Linked DNA regions of Homo sapiens: region 1 is linked to region 2. A link is an interaction called in ENCODE POLR2A ChIA-PET data of the cell type or tissue named here. Cell type or tissue: Panc1. All regions are shown on one strand. Links, peaks and the distances in the headings refer to the core of each region. The heading gives the core; the rest is flanking DNA.

Region 1 (5,000 bases), core at 1-5,000, 190 kb after region 2:
GCACTGTGCCTCAGTTTCCCAATCTCTCCCTTGAGGGTGTTGAACTATCGGAATGGACAGCATCTCAAACTTTTGCTCCAACATAGCCCTCCCAGCTGGGGAGAATGAACCCGGAGTCCTGAGAGTAACCAAAGATTTGGCCACAAGCATGTTTCTTCTAAGCTTTCTATGTTATCTTTAAATTAGCCTGTATTCCACATTTCCACTCTCTGATATAACTGCTTTAATGTTAAAGCAATGTTCTGTTCTCAGATCCCTGTTTACCCTGAGGTTTCATGCTCCCAGCCTCAGCCTCTCCAGCCCCGCCACGGTGAATCCCATGCAGGGGGCCAGCGCCACCTAGGGGCCAGCCGAGGAGCTGCCCCTCCACTAAGTCACCTCCCTTCTTCTTGGTGGTCAGGCGGGGACAGGACAGGTCTGGAATCTGCCCTCCTGCGCACATTAGGTGGGGTGGGTGGGGGCACTGAGGGGCTCCTAGGGGCCAGGAGCTGTGCTGGCTCTGGGGATGCAGCAGTAAGTGCAACACAACCCCCACCCTGAGGACTTCAAGGTCTTTGAGGGGTTGAATAGTGTCACAAAACAGAAAATAGCCAGAAGGAACCCCAGGAGCACTGACAAGTGTCCACTCCAGGCTCTGGGGTGGGGCGGGTGTGCAGGTGGACACAACTTCCTGGAGGAGGAACACCCACAGGGAGGCTCCGTGGACCAATAGCTCCTACCCAGGAGAAGACAAGAGGGAGTCTCAGGTGGAGGCACCCATATGAATCGAGCCCTGGAGGCTGAGACAGCACGGAGGTTCAGAGAGCCTCAGGTGGCAGGACGGGGATGAATGTGGGAATGGGCAGAGGGAAGGGGCAGGGGCCAGCTCCTAGGGGCCTCCAAAGGCATGTGATGTGTGTTTTTATTTACATGCACAGCCAGGCGTGGTGGCTCACACCTGAAATCCCAGCACTTTGCAAGGCCGAGGCGGGTGCATCACCTGAGCTCAGGAGTTGGAGGCCAGACTGGGCAACATGGCAAAAACCCATCTCTACCAAAAATGCAAAAAAAAAAAAAAATCGCCAGGGTGGTGGTGTGTGCCTGTGGTCCCAGCTACTTGGGAGACTGAGGTGGGAGGATAGCTAGAGCCTGGAAGTAGAGGTGGAGGTTGCAGTAAGCCGAGATTGTGCCACTGCACTCCAGCCTGGGTGAGAATGAGACTCCATCTTAAAAAAAAAAAAAAAGCACGCATACACAGATTGCGGGTGGCTGGCTGGGGAAACAGCATCCCAAATGAAAGAGCTTGGAACTTCACCCTGTAGGTCAGTGGATCTCAGCTGCGGTGGGAGCATCTTTCAGTATCTCTTCCCACCTCCCATGTGCGAACCAGGCTAAGGAGGTGGGTGGAATGCCCTACACAGATTTTAAGCAGGGGAGCGATGTGATCAGATCACTATTTTGGTGGAGTACGCTGGTTACTGTGTAGAGGACAGAAGGAAGAAAGGAGGCTGTGGCAAAGCCCCATAAGGGGGGAGATGATGAAGTTGGTGGTGGTGGCCTGAGATGAGGGGAACGATGTCAGAAAACATGGGTGGTAGGCGAGCAGTGTTTGCTCGTGGACTGGATATGGAATGAGGGATGGGGAAGTTAAGTATGACCCCTAAGGTGCCCTGAGCCCCCATGATGGGAATATTTGAGATGAAGCCGGCTCGCCAGGAGGACGGGAGTGCTGTGGGAGGTTTAGCTAATGTGTTCAGTTTTGGAAGGCTGAGCTACAGGAAGGGCCAGCAGACAGCTGGACATAGGAGCCTGACACTAGGGCAATGCCAGGGCCCGAGGCACAGGTCTTTACTGGCTGGAGCCTGTTCCCTTTTCAGGCAGTTCTGATTCTAGCAAGGCCTTCCTGCCCCAAACCAGCCTCCCCCTGGGACTGCCAGAGCTGTGCTCCTTTTTCAGCTGATGGCCTTCCGATGTGTGCAGACAGTGCTTCTGCCTCCCAGTGTGGCACTTTCTCTTGTTGATTACAAAGAAGCAGGGATCAACAACTGAGAAAACAAGTCAATTGAATGCTTTCTGCTCTTAGCCCGAGAGAAACAGCTCCTTCTGGGCCTGTCAAGCACCTTTAGAAGCCAAGCTCGGAGAGATCTGACCCCTTCCCTTCACCTCCCTAAATCTCCTCAAAGGAGGCCAGAGAATGGTGGCATCTGCTTCTCTCTGACTGGGGTGGGGCGGGGGAGCGGGGACAAAGACAGCTTCTCTCTTTGCAGATGCAGAAAACAAAGCAATGTACTGTATTAGAGCCCTTTCAAATAAATTCATCCACACTCCATCTTCACAATAGCCATGTTCAATCTCATTCAGCATGCGAATGTATAACACACCTACTGTGTGCCCGGCAGTGCCCTGGCCAGTGAGGGGAGGCAACAGACAGGGCTGTCACCTCACCAGCCCTTGGAAAGTCTAGTTGGAACACAAGACCTGCCCACTCAGAACCGACATGCAGGGCAAAGGAGTGGGGGTAGCATGGGATTTGGATTCAGTGATGGAACTCAAGGCCAGCTCTTCAACTTTGCTGGCTGAGTGGCTGCTAGCATGAGGACAGTGCCAGGATGGTAGGATGGTTGTAAAATGTGAACCTCTGGGCACACAGTGCTCAGCAGATGGTGACAGAAGACAGTGCTGACCTCTGGGTCAGGCATTGTTCCATTAACTTATTTAATTCTCAGTTTGCATGGCACAGAGTAGTTCAGAGACTTAGCCAAGGTCACGTAGCTAGTAAGTGGTAGAGTCAGGATACGAACACAAGCAGTTATTTGGGTTATAAGTATCTGCCATTAAGTGGGTTTGGCATGAACCATGATGTCTGTGGAAGTTCAGACAAGAAAGCACGGGGACAAGAGTGGCTGGGAAGACCTCACAGAGGAGCAGGACCTGAGCTAGATTTGGAAGGTGGGGAGGGAATTGCAAAAGGGAGAGCACACAGTAGAACGCGGTGGCTCAGGCCTATAATCCCAGCACTTTGGGAGGCCAAGGCAGGAGGATCGCTTGAGCCCAGGAGCTCAAGACCAGCCTGGGAAACATAGCGAGATCCTGTCTCTACAAGAAATTTAAAAAATTAGTTGGGCATGGTGGTGCGTGCTTGTGGTCCCAGCTACTCGGGAGGCTGAGGTGGGAGGATCGCTTGAGCCTGGGAGATTGGGGCTGCAGTGAACCAGGGCAACAGAGTGAGGCCCTGTCTCAAAAAAAAAAAAAAAAGAGGGAGAACACACACATGCACACGCATACACACACACGCACGCGCACACACACATACATGCACACACACACACACACGCATGCGCACACACGCAAATACATGCTCACACACACACACACACATGCAGACATTGTCCCTTGAGGGCAAATGCTACTGTTACACCTCCAGAGAGACCAGGTGCCTTGTCCGAGGCTCTCCAGCTCTGGGGCTAGAACAAGGAAGGTATCCTGACCTCATTCTCTTGAAGTTTTCATTCTGAAACAGGTAAGATACTCAGCAGGCCCTGAAACTGTTCTGATTGAAAGCACAAGGCCACCTCGAACTCAGGACCTCAGGTCTCAAGCCCAGAACCTTCGTATACTGGCTCCCATCGTGCTCCTATCTCTCTTGCTTGTGAGAACTGCTCTTTATGGGGACACTATAACTCGGTGATTTGGAATCAGCCAAGTCTGGGTTGTTTGTGTCTTGATTTTGCCACTTACTGAATGGTGGAACTTTGGGCAAGTTCTCGCACTTCTCCAAGACTTGGTCTCCTTAACGGTAGAATGGGACAATAACCCCTTTCTCACAGGAAAACACACCAAGCCCCCAGCCCAGTGCATGGCTCACTACAGTCCTCAGTGACTGGGCCACTTAGTAGTGCAAACCCTGGATTTCGGGTGCCCACCTCACCTCATAGATGTTGAATTGGCTCTGCCCACGGGCCAGCTCCCGGTAACTGGTGGTGAACTCCCCAATGAAGTCATGGCTGCAAGGGAAGACGGCTGCTGAGACCAAGGCCAGGCTGTGCCCTGCCTCTGCCCAGCCCCAGCCTTGCACACATCCGTTTCTTTGGCTCCCAATTCTACCTGGGACTCCACTCCAGGGGCACACGCCAGCAGACAGGCTGGGTCCGTGGGAAGAGAGCCCAGTGTTGCCCACAGAGGAAGAAACCCAATTGTCACCCAGTAAAGAGCAGGGCCCTGGAAGAACAGCACCCACTTCTACTTGGATCCTTGTTTGAACAAGGGTATTTGGGGGACAACTGGGGAAATTTGAATATGAAATGAATAGTGAATGGTATTTAAAAATATTGTGGCCGGGCGCGGTGGCTCATGCCTATAATCCCAGCACTTTGGGAGGCCAAGGCGGGCAGATCACCTGAGGTCAGGAGTTCGAGACCAGCCTGGCCAATAAGGTGAAACCCCGTCTCTATTAAAAATACAAAAATTAGCCAGGCGTGGTGGTGGACACCTATAATCCTAGCTACTCCAGAGGCTGAGGCAGGAGAATCGCTTGAACCCAGGAGGTGGAGGTTGCTGTGAGCTGAGATTGTGTCACTGCACTCCAGCCTGGGCAACAGAGCGAGACTCTATCTCAAAAAAAAAAAAAAAAAAAGAATATTGTTCAATGTGTCAAGTATGATAATGGCATTTGTGGGTAAGTGGGAAAGTGCCCTTATTTTTTAGACATTTTCAATGAAGCATTTAGAGGTAAAATGCCATGAAGTCTATAATTTAAGCTACATTAGCAAAACATAGATGAAGCAAATATAACAAATGTTAAATTCAGGTGATGGGATTAAAGGTGTTCATTAAACCCTTCTCTAATGAGATTATTTTTAAAACACAATGAGAGCGATGTCCAGCTGGGTGGCTGCAAGTGTTTTCTGCAGTGCCCACACCTTCTGGAGTGCTTACATCAAGCACGGCCAAGACTTGTACATGGCAGAACTCCCACTGACCCCAGGGTTGGCTCCTTTAACTTCCCCAGTCACTGCCAGAGG
Region 2 (9,244 bases), core at 3,942-8,941:
CATAGTCAGGGCAGGTAATTATTTTCTGAAAGCTTTTATTTCTGTTGTGTATGGTATGAAAGTATGTGCAGGCTGGGCACAGTAGCCCACAACTGTAATCTCAGCACTTGGGAGGCCAAGGTGGGCGGATCGCTTGATCCCAGGAGTTCGAAACCCTCCTGGGCAACACAGCAAAACCCCATCTCTACAAAAAAATATGAAAATCAGCCAGGTGTGGTGGTGTGCACCTGTAGTCCTGGCTACTCAGGAGGGTGAGGTGGGAGGATGGCTTGAGCCTGGCAAGTTGAGGCTGCAGTGAGCCAAGATTGCACCACTGCACCGTGGCCTGGGTGACAGAGCCAGACCCTATCTCAAAAAAAGAAAAGAAAAGAAAGTATATGAGTATGTGTGTATGCATGAGTGTACTGCATTGCTCTGTAAACTGTTCTTTTTTTTTTTTTTTGAGACGGAGCCTCGCTCTGTCGCCCAGGCTGGAGCGCAGTGGCGCCATCTCGGCTCACTGCAAGCTCCGCCTCCCGGGTTCATGCCATTCTCCTGCCTCAGACTCCTGAGTAGCTGGGACTACAAGCGCCTGCCCGGCTAATTTTTTGTATTTTTAGTAGAGATGGGGTTTCACCATGTTAGCCTGACCTCGTGATCCACCCGCCTCAGCCTCCGAAAGTGCTGGGATTACAGGCGTGAGCCACCGCACCCGGCCTGTAAACTGTATTTTTGATTGTGAGTCACCATCAAAAAGTTTGAACACCTCTGAATGAATACAGTTAAAGCAATTAGAAGTGTGCGGGACACCTTGTAAGAACTCACTAAATGTTAGTTATTACTAGCCTGCTAGACACGGGGGAGCAGCCATAGGTATGCTTAATGTAGTCAAAATACTGTATTTGTGTTATCTGTTAGCTCATGTAATTCTAATATGCTTTTAAAAATAATGGAGTTTTTTTGTTTTGTTTTATTTTGTTTTTTTGAGACAGAGTCTCACTCTGTCACCCAGGCTGGGGTGCAGTGGCGCAATCTCGGCTCACTGCAACCTCTGCCTCCTGGATTCAAGTGATTGCCCTGCCTCAACCTCCCGAGTAGCTGCGATTACAAGCATGCGCCACCACGTGTGGCTAATTTTTGTGTTTTTAGTAGAGATGGGGTTTCACCATGTTGGTCAGGCTGGTCTCAAACTCCTCAGCTCAGGTGATCCACCCCACCTCGGACTCCCAAAGTGCTGGGATTACAGGCGTGAGCCACTGTGCCTGGCCAAAATAATGTTTTATTATTATAAAATCATGCATGTTCAGGATAAAAAGTTAGAAAAAACCAAGCAGGCAAAAATAAGAAAATATCATTGTCACATTACCAAAGATTCCACTGCTAACAGCTTAGCATATGTCACTCTGGACCTCTTTTCTTTCTTTTGAGATGCAATCTCACTCTGTCACCAGGCTGGAGTGCAGTGGCATGATCTCAGCTGATTGCAACCTCTGCCTCCCGAGGTTCAAGTGATTCTCCTACCTCAGCCTCCCGAGTTTCTAGGATTACAGGTGCCTGCCACCACACCCGGCTAATTTTTGTATTTTTTGGTAGAGACGGGGTTTCACCAATATTGGCCAGGCTGGTCTCGAACTCCTAACTTCAAGTGATCCACCTACCTCAGCCTCCCAAAGTGTGGGGATTACAGATATGAGCCACCACTCCTGGCCTGGACCTTTTTCAGTGCACATTTTTTTAACCCAAATAAAATCATAAGCTTTGTACTATTTTGTAACCTTTCTTTTTTGGTCAACAAACTCTCTCTTTTCACTCTTGTAAACTTTCACTTTGTGTAATATCTATACCATATTCAAATTTCCCCCAAAATGTCCTTTATTAGTAGTAGTAGTAGTATTTTGTTTGTTTTTTGTTTTGTTTTGTTTTGTTTTGTTTTGTTGTTTGAGACGGAGTCTCGCTCTGTCGCTCAGGCTGGTTGGAGTGCAGTAGCGCAATGTTGGCTCACTGCAAGCTCTGCCTCCCAGGTTCACGCCATTCTCCTGCCTCAGCCTCCTGAGTAGCTGGGACTACAGGCGCCCGCCACCACACCAGGCTATTTTTTTTTCTTTTTTAGTAGAGACGGCATCTCACCACGTTAGCCAGGATGATCTCGATCTCCTGATCTTGTGATCAGCCCGCCTTGGCCTCCCAAAGTTGGGGGGATTACAGGCGTGAGCCACCGTGCCCGGCCCCAAAATGTCCTTTAGATCAAATCTGTTGAAATCAGTTTTTGTTGTTGTTGTTGAGACGGAGTCTCTCTGTTGCCCAGGCTGGAGTGCAGTGGCACAATCTTGGCTCACTGCAACCATCGCCGCCCGGGTTCAAGCAAGTCTCCTGCCTCAGCCTCCCGAGTAGCTGGGGCTACAGGCTTGCGCCACCATGCCCAGCTAATTTTGGTATCTTTAGTAGAGACAAGGTTTCACCATGTCGGCCAGGCTGGTCTGGAACTCCTGACCTCAGGTGATCCGTTCACCTCAGCCTCCTAAAGTGCCAGAATTACAGGCATGAGCTACTGCGCCCGACCTGAAACCAGTATTGATGCAGGACTACTCGTTGATCTGATTGTCATGGCCTTTAGTCTCTTCCAATCCTTTTGTCATGATATTGACTTTCCAAAAGACCAGGCCAGCTGCCCTGCAAAATAATGTTTCACCTTCTGGATTTGTCTGTCTGCTTACTTGTGACAAATATTTATTTTATACCCTATGTTTACTGAAAATTAAACGTTATGGGCCATGCGTGATGGCTCACGCCTGTAATCCCAGCACTTTGGGAGGCCGAGGTGGGCAGATCACAAGGTCAGGAGTTCAAGACCAGCCTGGCCAAGATGGTGAAACCCCGTCTCTACTAAAAATACAAAAAAAATTAGCCGGGCATGGTGGCAGGTGCCTGTAATCCCAGCTACTCAGGAGGCTAAGGCAGAGAATTTCTTGAACCTGAGAGATGGAGGTTGCAGTGAGCCGAGATGGTGCCACTGCACTCCAGCCTGGGCGAGAGAGCGAGACTCCGTCTCAAAAAAAAAAAAAAAAAGAAAATTAAAGGTTATATCTAAAGGTAAAAGAGATTCAATTTAAACATTATGGCTAGACTGTAGTCTCAGTGGTGTTGTCTATTCATATATATCATCAGAAGATACCTAATGTCTAGACTCGCAGGGGTGTCCAAACTTTTGGCTTCCCTGGGCCACACTGGAATTAGAAGAATTGTCTTGGGCCACACAAAAAATACCCTAATGATAGCTGATGAGCTAAAATAAAAATCACACACAAAAATATCTCATAATGTTTTAAGAAAGTTTTCAAGTTTGGGTCGCATTCAAAGCCATTCTGGGCAGGTTGCATAAACTTGGTCTAGAGCCATTACTGATGCTACAATTGAACTGCACTTAGGGGAACAATAGTGTGTTTCCCACTATACAGTTGCATCCACTTCACCCTCAATTTGAAAGTAGAAGTGAAACAATGTGGTATTAACTGGCACTGTTTGTATGTCTAGTTCTCTATTAACCATTCATTTATTTTATTTTGTTTTATTTTATTTTTTTTGACAGACCAGTTCTCGCTTTATTGCCCAGGCTTGACTTGAACTCCCAGGCTCAAGTGATCCTCCTGAGTAACTAGAACCACAGGCATGTATCATTGCCCAGCTTCATTTAATTTTTAGCAGCTTTATTGTAGTATAATTGACACACACCAGCCTGGGTAACATAGTGAGACCCCCATCTCTCTCTTTTTTTTTTTTTTGAGATGGAGTTTTGCTCTTGTTGCCCAGGCTGGAGTGCAATGGCGCAATCTCGGCTCACCACAACCTCTGCCTCCCAGGTTCAAGTGATTCTCCTGCCTCAGCCTCCCGAGTAGCTGGGATTACAGGCACCCGCCACCACGCCCGGCTAATTTTGTATTTTAAGTACAGACAGGGTTTCTCCATGTTGGTCAGGCTAGTCTCGAACTCGCGACCTCAGGTGATCCACCCGCCTCAGCCTCCCAAAGTGCTGGGATTACAGGTGTGAGCCACTGCGCCCGGCCGAGACCCCCATCTCTAAATTAGCCAGGTGTGATGGTGCATGGCTGTAGTCCCAGCTACTCAGGAGGCTGAGGGAGGATCGCCTGAGCCCAGGAGTTTGAGGCTGCAATAAGCTGTGATCGTGCCACTGCACTCCAGCCTGGGTGACAGCAAGACCCTGTCTTAAAAATAATACTATAATAATAATAATAACTGACATATAAAGAATGGCACATTTTAAAAGGGTACTGTATTCATAATTTTATATTGCTGATGTAACAAATTATCACAAACAGTGGTTTAAAACAGTACAAATTTATTATCTTACAGTTCTATAGGATTAGAAGTTCAACACGGATCTTATTGGGTTCAAATCAAGGTGTCAGCAGGGCTGCATTTCTATGCTGAGGCTCTGAGGCAGAATGTATTTCTTGCTTTTTCTTGCTCTTAGAGGTTGCCCACATTCCTTGGCTCATGGCCCCTTCCTCCATCTTAAAAGTCAGCAATGTTGCATCTCTCTGACTCTTCCTTTTTTTTTTTTTTTGAGACAGGGTCTCACTGTTGCCCTGGCTGGAATGCAGTAGCACAATCACAGCTCACTGCAGCCTTGACCTCCTGGGCTCAAGCAATCCTCCCACCTCAACTTCCTGAGTAGCTGGGACTACAGGTGTGTGCCATCATGCCTGGCTAATTTTTGTATTTTTTGTAGAAATGGGGCTTCACCATGTTGCCCAGACTGGTCTCAAACTTCTGAGCTCAAGTGATCCACTAGCCTCAGCCTCCCAAAGTGATGGGGTTATAGGCATGAGTCACCACAAATGGCTTTCAACTCTGTTTTTGAAGCCTTTCAACTAATTGAATCAGACCCACTCAGACAATTGGATAATCTTTCTTACTGAAAGTCGACTGATTATGGAATTTACAGCTACAAAAGACTGTCACAGCAACACCTAGATTAATTTGGCTGAATAACTGGCACTATAGCCTAGCTAAATTGACACTTCAAAAGGACGATCACAGGTACAATTTGATAAGTTTTGACATACAGGCATGCACTGCGTGACAACATTTCAGTCAAAGACAGGCCACATATAAGATGGTGGTCTGGACGGGTGTGATGGCCCACGCCTGTGATCCCAGCACTTTGGGAGGCCGAGGCGGATGATTTACCTGAGGTCAGGAATTCAAGACCAGCCTGGCCAACATGGTGAAACTCCATCTCCACTAAAAATACAAAAAAATTAGACGGGCATGGTGGCACATACCTGTAATCCCAGCTACTCCAGAGGTTGAGGCAGGAGAATCACTTGAATCCAGGAGGCGGAGGTTGGAGTGAGCCGAGATTGCACCACTGCACTGTAGCCTAGGTGACACAGTGAGACTCTGTCTCAAAAAAAAAAAAAAAAACCACACACACACACAAACACACAAAAGATGGTTGGGCGTGGTGGCTCATGCCTGTAATCCCAGCCCTTTGGGAGGCCGAGGCCGGTGGGTCACCTGAGGTCAGGAGTTCAAGACCAGCCTGGCCAATATGGCGAAACCCCGTCTCTACTAAAAATGCAAAAATTAGCCGGGCATGATAGCAGGCACCTATAATCCCAGCTACTTCAGAGGCTGAGGCAGGAGAATCATTTGAACCTGGGAGGGGGAGGTTGCAGTGAGCTGAGATCATGCCACTTCACTTAAGCCTGAGCAAAAGAGCAAAGGTCCATCTCAAAAAAAAAAAAAAAAGATGGTGGTTTCTCCCATGAGGTTATAAAGGAGTTGAAAAATTCCTATCACCTAGTGATGTCATGGTCATTGCAATGTTGTAGCACAATGCCTTACTCATGTGTTTGTGTGATGCTGGTGTAAACAAACCTACTTATAAAAGTAGCATGCCTGGCGCTATGGCTCATTCCTGTAATTCCAGCACTTTGAGAGACCGAGGCAGGAGAATGGCTTGAGTCTAGGAGTTTGAGACCAGCCTGGGCAACACAGGGAGACCCCATCTCTACAAAAACAAAACAAAAAAAAATTAGCTTGGCCTGTTGGTACATGCTGTAGTCCCAGCTACTCAGGAAGCTGAGGTGGGAGGATCCCTTGACCCCAAGGGTTCGAGGCTGCAGTGAGCTATGATTGCGCCACTGCTTTCCAGCCTGGGCAACAGAGTAAGACCCTGTCTCTTAAAAAAAGAAAAAAAAAAGGTATAAAAAGTAAAAAAAAAAAAAAAAAAAGTTATAGTAAGGTAAGGTTAACTTATTACTGAAGAAAGAAAAATAAATAAATAAATCTAGTGTAGCCTAAGTGTACAGTGTTTATAAAGTCTGCAGTAGTGTCCTAGGTCTTCACACTCACTCATTGACTCACCCAGAGCAACTTCCAGTCCTGCAAGCCCCGTTCCTGACACATGCCCTACAGAAGTGTGCAATTTTAAAATCTTTTTTACTGTGTTTTTGTGTACCTCTCCTGTGTTAAAATATGTCTAGATACACAAATACCATTGTGTTAAAATTTCCTGTAGTATTCAGTAAGTAACATGCTGCATAGGTTTGTAGCCTAGGAGGAATAGGCTATACCATATAGTCTAGGTATGTGATAGGCTATACCATCTAGGTTTGTGTAAGTACATTCTTTTTTTTTTTTTTTTTTTTGAGACAGAGTCTTGCTCTGTCGCCCAGGCTGAGTGCAGTGGCACAATCTCAGCTCACTGCAGCCTCTGTCCCCCAGGTTCCAGCGATTCCCCTGCCTCAGCCTCCTGGGTAGCTGGAATTACAGGCACTCGCCACCATACCTGGCTAATTTTTGTATTTTTAGTAGAGACGGGGTTTCGCCATATTGGCCAGGCTGGTCTCAAACTCCTGATCTCAGATAATCTGCCCGCCTTGGCCTCCCAAAGTAGTGGAATTACAGGTGTAAGCCACCACGCCCGGCCTGTGTAAGTGCATTCTATGATGTTCCCACAATGAGGAAATCATCTGACAATGCATTTCTCAGAATGTACCTCCGTCCTTAAGCAATGCATGACTCTGTGTGTGTGTGTGTGTGTGTGTGTGTGTGTGTGTATTCCATCTCCCCCAATAGTTTTCTCTTGCCCCTTAATAATTCTTTGCTTCAGCTGAGTCTGGCCAAGATGGTGAAACCCCGTCTCTACTAAAAATACAAAAAGTAGCCAGGTGTGGTGGCAGGCGCCTGTAATCCCAGCTACTTGGGAGGTTGAGGCAGGGGAATCACTTGAACCCAGGAGGCGGAGGTTGCAGTGTGCCAAGATTGTGCCATTGCACTCCAGCCTGGGCAACAAGAGTGAAACTCTACCTCAAAAAATAAATAAATAAATAAATAATAATAACAATTCCTTGCTTCTGTTCCTCCCACTCCACATCCTCAAATAGCCACTAATCTGTTTCCTGTCACTATATATTAGTTTGCATTTCTAGAGTTTTATGTAAATGGAATCATGCACTTTTTTTGTCTGACTTCTTTCACTCAGCATATTTTAAGATTAATCAATGTTGTTGCATATAATAGTAGTTCATTCCTTTTATTGCTAAGTAGCATCCCAAATATGCCATATTATCCATTTACCTACTAAAAGATATTTGAGTTGATTCCCTTTTTTTTTTTTTTTTTTTTTGGCTATTACAAGTAAAGCTGCTATGAACATTCATGTACAAGTCTTTGTGTGGACATATGCTTTAATTTCTCTTGAGCAAATATCAAGAAGTAGAATGCCTGGGTCACAAAGTAAGTGTATGTTTAACTTTTTAAGAAATTGCCAAACTGTTTCCCAATGTGGCTGTACCATTTTACATTTATACCAGCAATGCTTGAGGGTTTCATTTCATCCATATCCTCACCAACACTTAGTATGGTCAGGCTTTCAAATTTTAATTTGACCTAATAGGTAGGTCACCTCATGATTTAAAAACCTATGGACAATCCTTGCTTGAAGGTTTGCAAAATGCTTGCAAAAAGCTTACAAAATGCTGATATTATATTTCTAACATTATTTCTATATTGATTACCTGGCATTCTTTGATAAAATAGAGCCTTATCTTATCCACTGACATGATATAGTTACCCTAAATATATTTCCCACTGTAAAGGAAGGTAAAATGTCTAATTCTTTCTTTTCTAATTACCAGTTTTCAAAATAAAGAGTTGTTTTAATCTTCACACACCTTTTTGATTCAGGTGGGTCATTCTTTTTCTCCCTCTCTCTTTTTTTTTTTTTTTTTTTGAGACAATCTTGCTCTGTTACCCAGGCTGGAATACAGTGGTGTGTGATCTTGGTTCACTGTAACCTCGACCTCCTGGGTTCAGGCAATTCTCATGCCTCAGCCACCCAAGTAGCTGGGATTACAGGCGTGCCCCACCATGTCCAGCTAATTTTTTGTATTTTTAGTAGAGATGGGGTTTTGCCATGTTGGCCAGGATGGTCTCGAACTCCCGGCCTCAAGTGATTCACCCGCCTCGGCCTCCCAAAGTGCTGGGATTACAGGCATGAGCCACTGTGTGTGGCCCTTAATTTTTATTTTTTTATTTTTATTCTTTTTTAAGACAGAGTCTCGCTCTGTCACAAAGGCTGCAGTGCAATGGCACAATCTTGGCTCACTGTAGCCTTGACCTCCTGGGCTCAAACAATCCTCTCACTGAGACCAGCACACCCAGCTAATTTTTGTCTTATTTGTAGAGACGCGATTTCACCACATTGCCCAGGTTGGTCTTAACTCCTGAGCTCAAGCAATTTACCTGCCTTGGCCTCCCAAAGTGTTGAGATTACAGGCATCAGCCCAGCTTTAGGTCATTCTTGTTTTCTCCTTTTGCATACAAAATATATGACAATGAGACTCAAAAGAGTTTAAAGAAGTTGCTCGGCCAGGCATGGTGGCTCACGCCTGTAATCCCAGCACTTTGGGAGGCCAAGACAGGCAGATCACGAGGTCAGGAGTTTGAGACCAGCCTGGCCAATATGGTGAAACCCCATCTCTAGTAAAAATACGAAAATTAGCCAGGAGTAGTGGCACGCACCTGTAATCCCAGCTACTAGGGAGACTGAGGCAGGAGAATTGCTTGAACCGGTGAGGCGGAGGTTGCAGTGAGCCAAGATTGCACCACCACACTCCAGCCTGGGTGACAGAGCAAGACTCCTCGAAAAATAAAAATAAAAAAGGAGTTTCTCAAGGTTTTAATCCCAGCCAACAACCAAGAATCCTGATAAGAATTTGCTTCTAAAATAAAAGCT

The links. Peaks named below come from ENCODE experiments on the same cell type or tissue, not always from the same donor. Only the 100,000 strongest peaks of a DNase experiment are listed, where the experiment ranks them.
Region 1: POLR2A ChIA-PET joins it to region 2 with 5 read pairs; 4 of 35 experiments call an interaction of 5 or more read pairs at or near these places.

What each region holds. Positions count from the first base shown.
Region 1 is chr6:36,759,010-36,764,009 of GRCh38, forward strand. It overlaps CPNE5 (copine 5), which reads right to left. Exons shown (of 21, transcript NM_020939.2): 12 at 3,908-3,983. Among named protein-coding and RNA genes, the nearest start is that of RAB44, 64 kb to the left of the region's middle. RefSeq lists enhancers at 238-427, 263-1,231. In Panc1, for the core only: a CTCF peak has its summit at 337 (motif pointing left); no DNase peak of the experiment used is centred there.
Region 2 is chr6:36,567,026-36,576,269 of GRCh38, forward strand. No RefSeq gene overlaps it. Among named protein-coding and RNA genes, the nearest start is that of SRSF3, 23 kb to the right of the region's middle. RefSeq lists a silencer at 4,733-4,933. In Panc1, for the core only: no CTCF peak of the experiment used is centred there; a DNase peak (open chromatin) is centred at 5,835.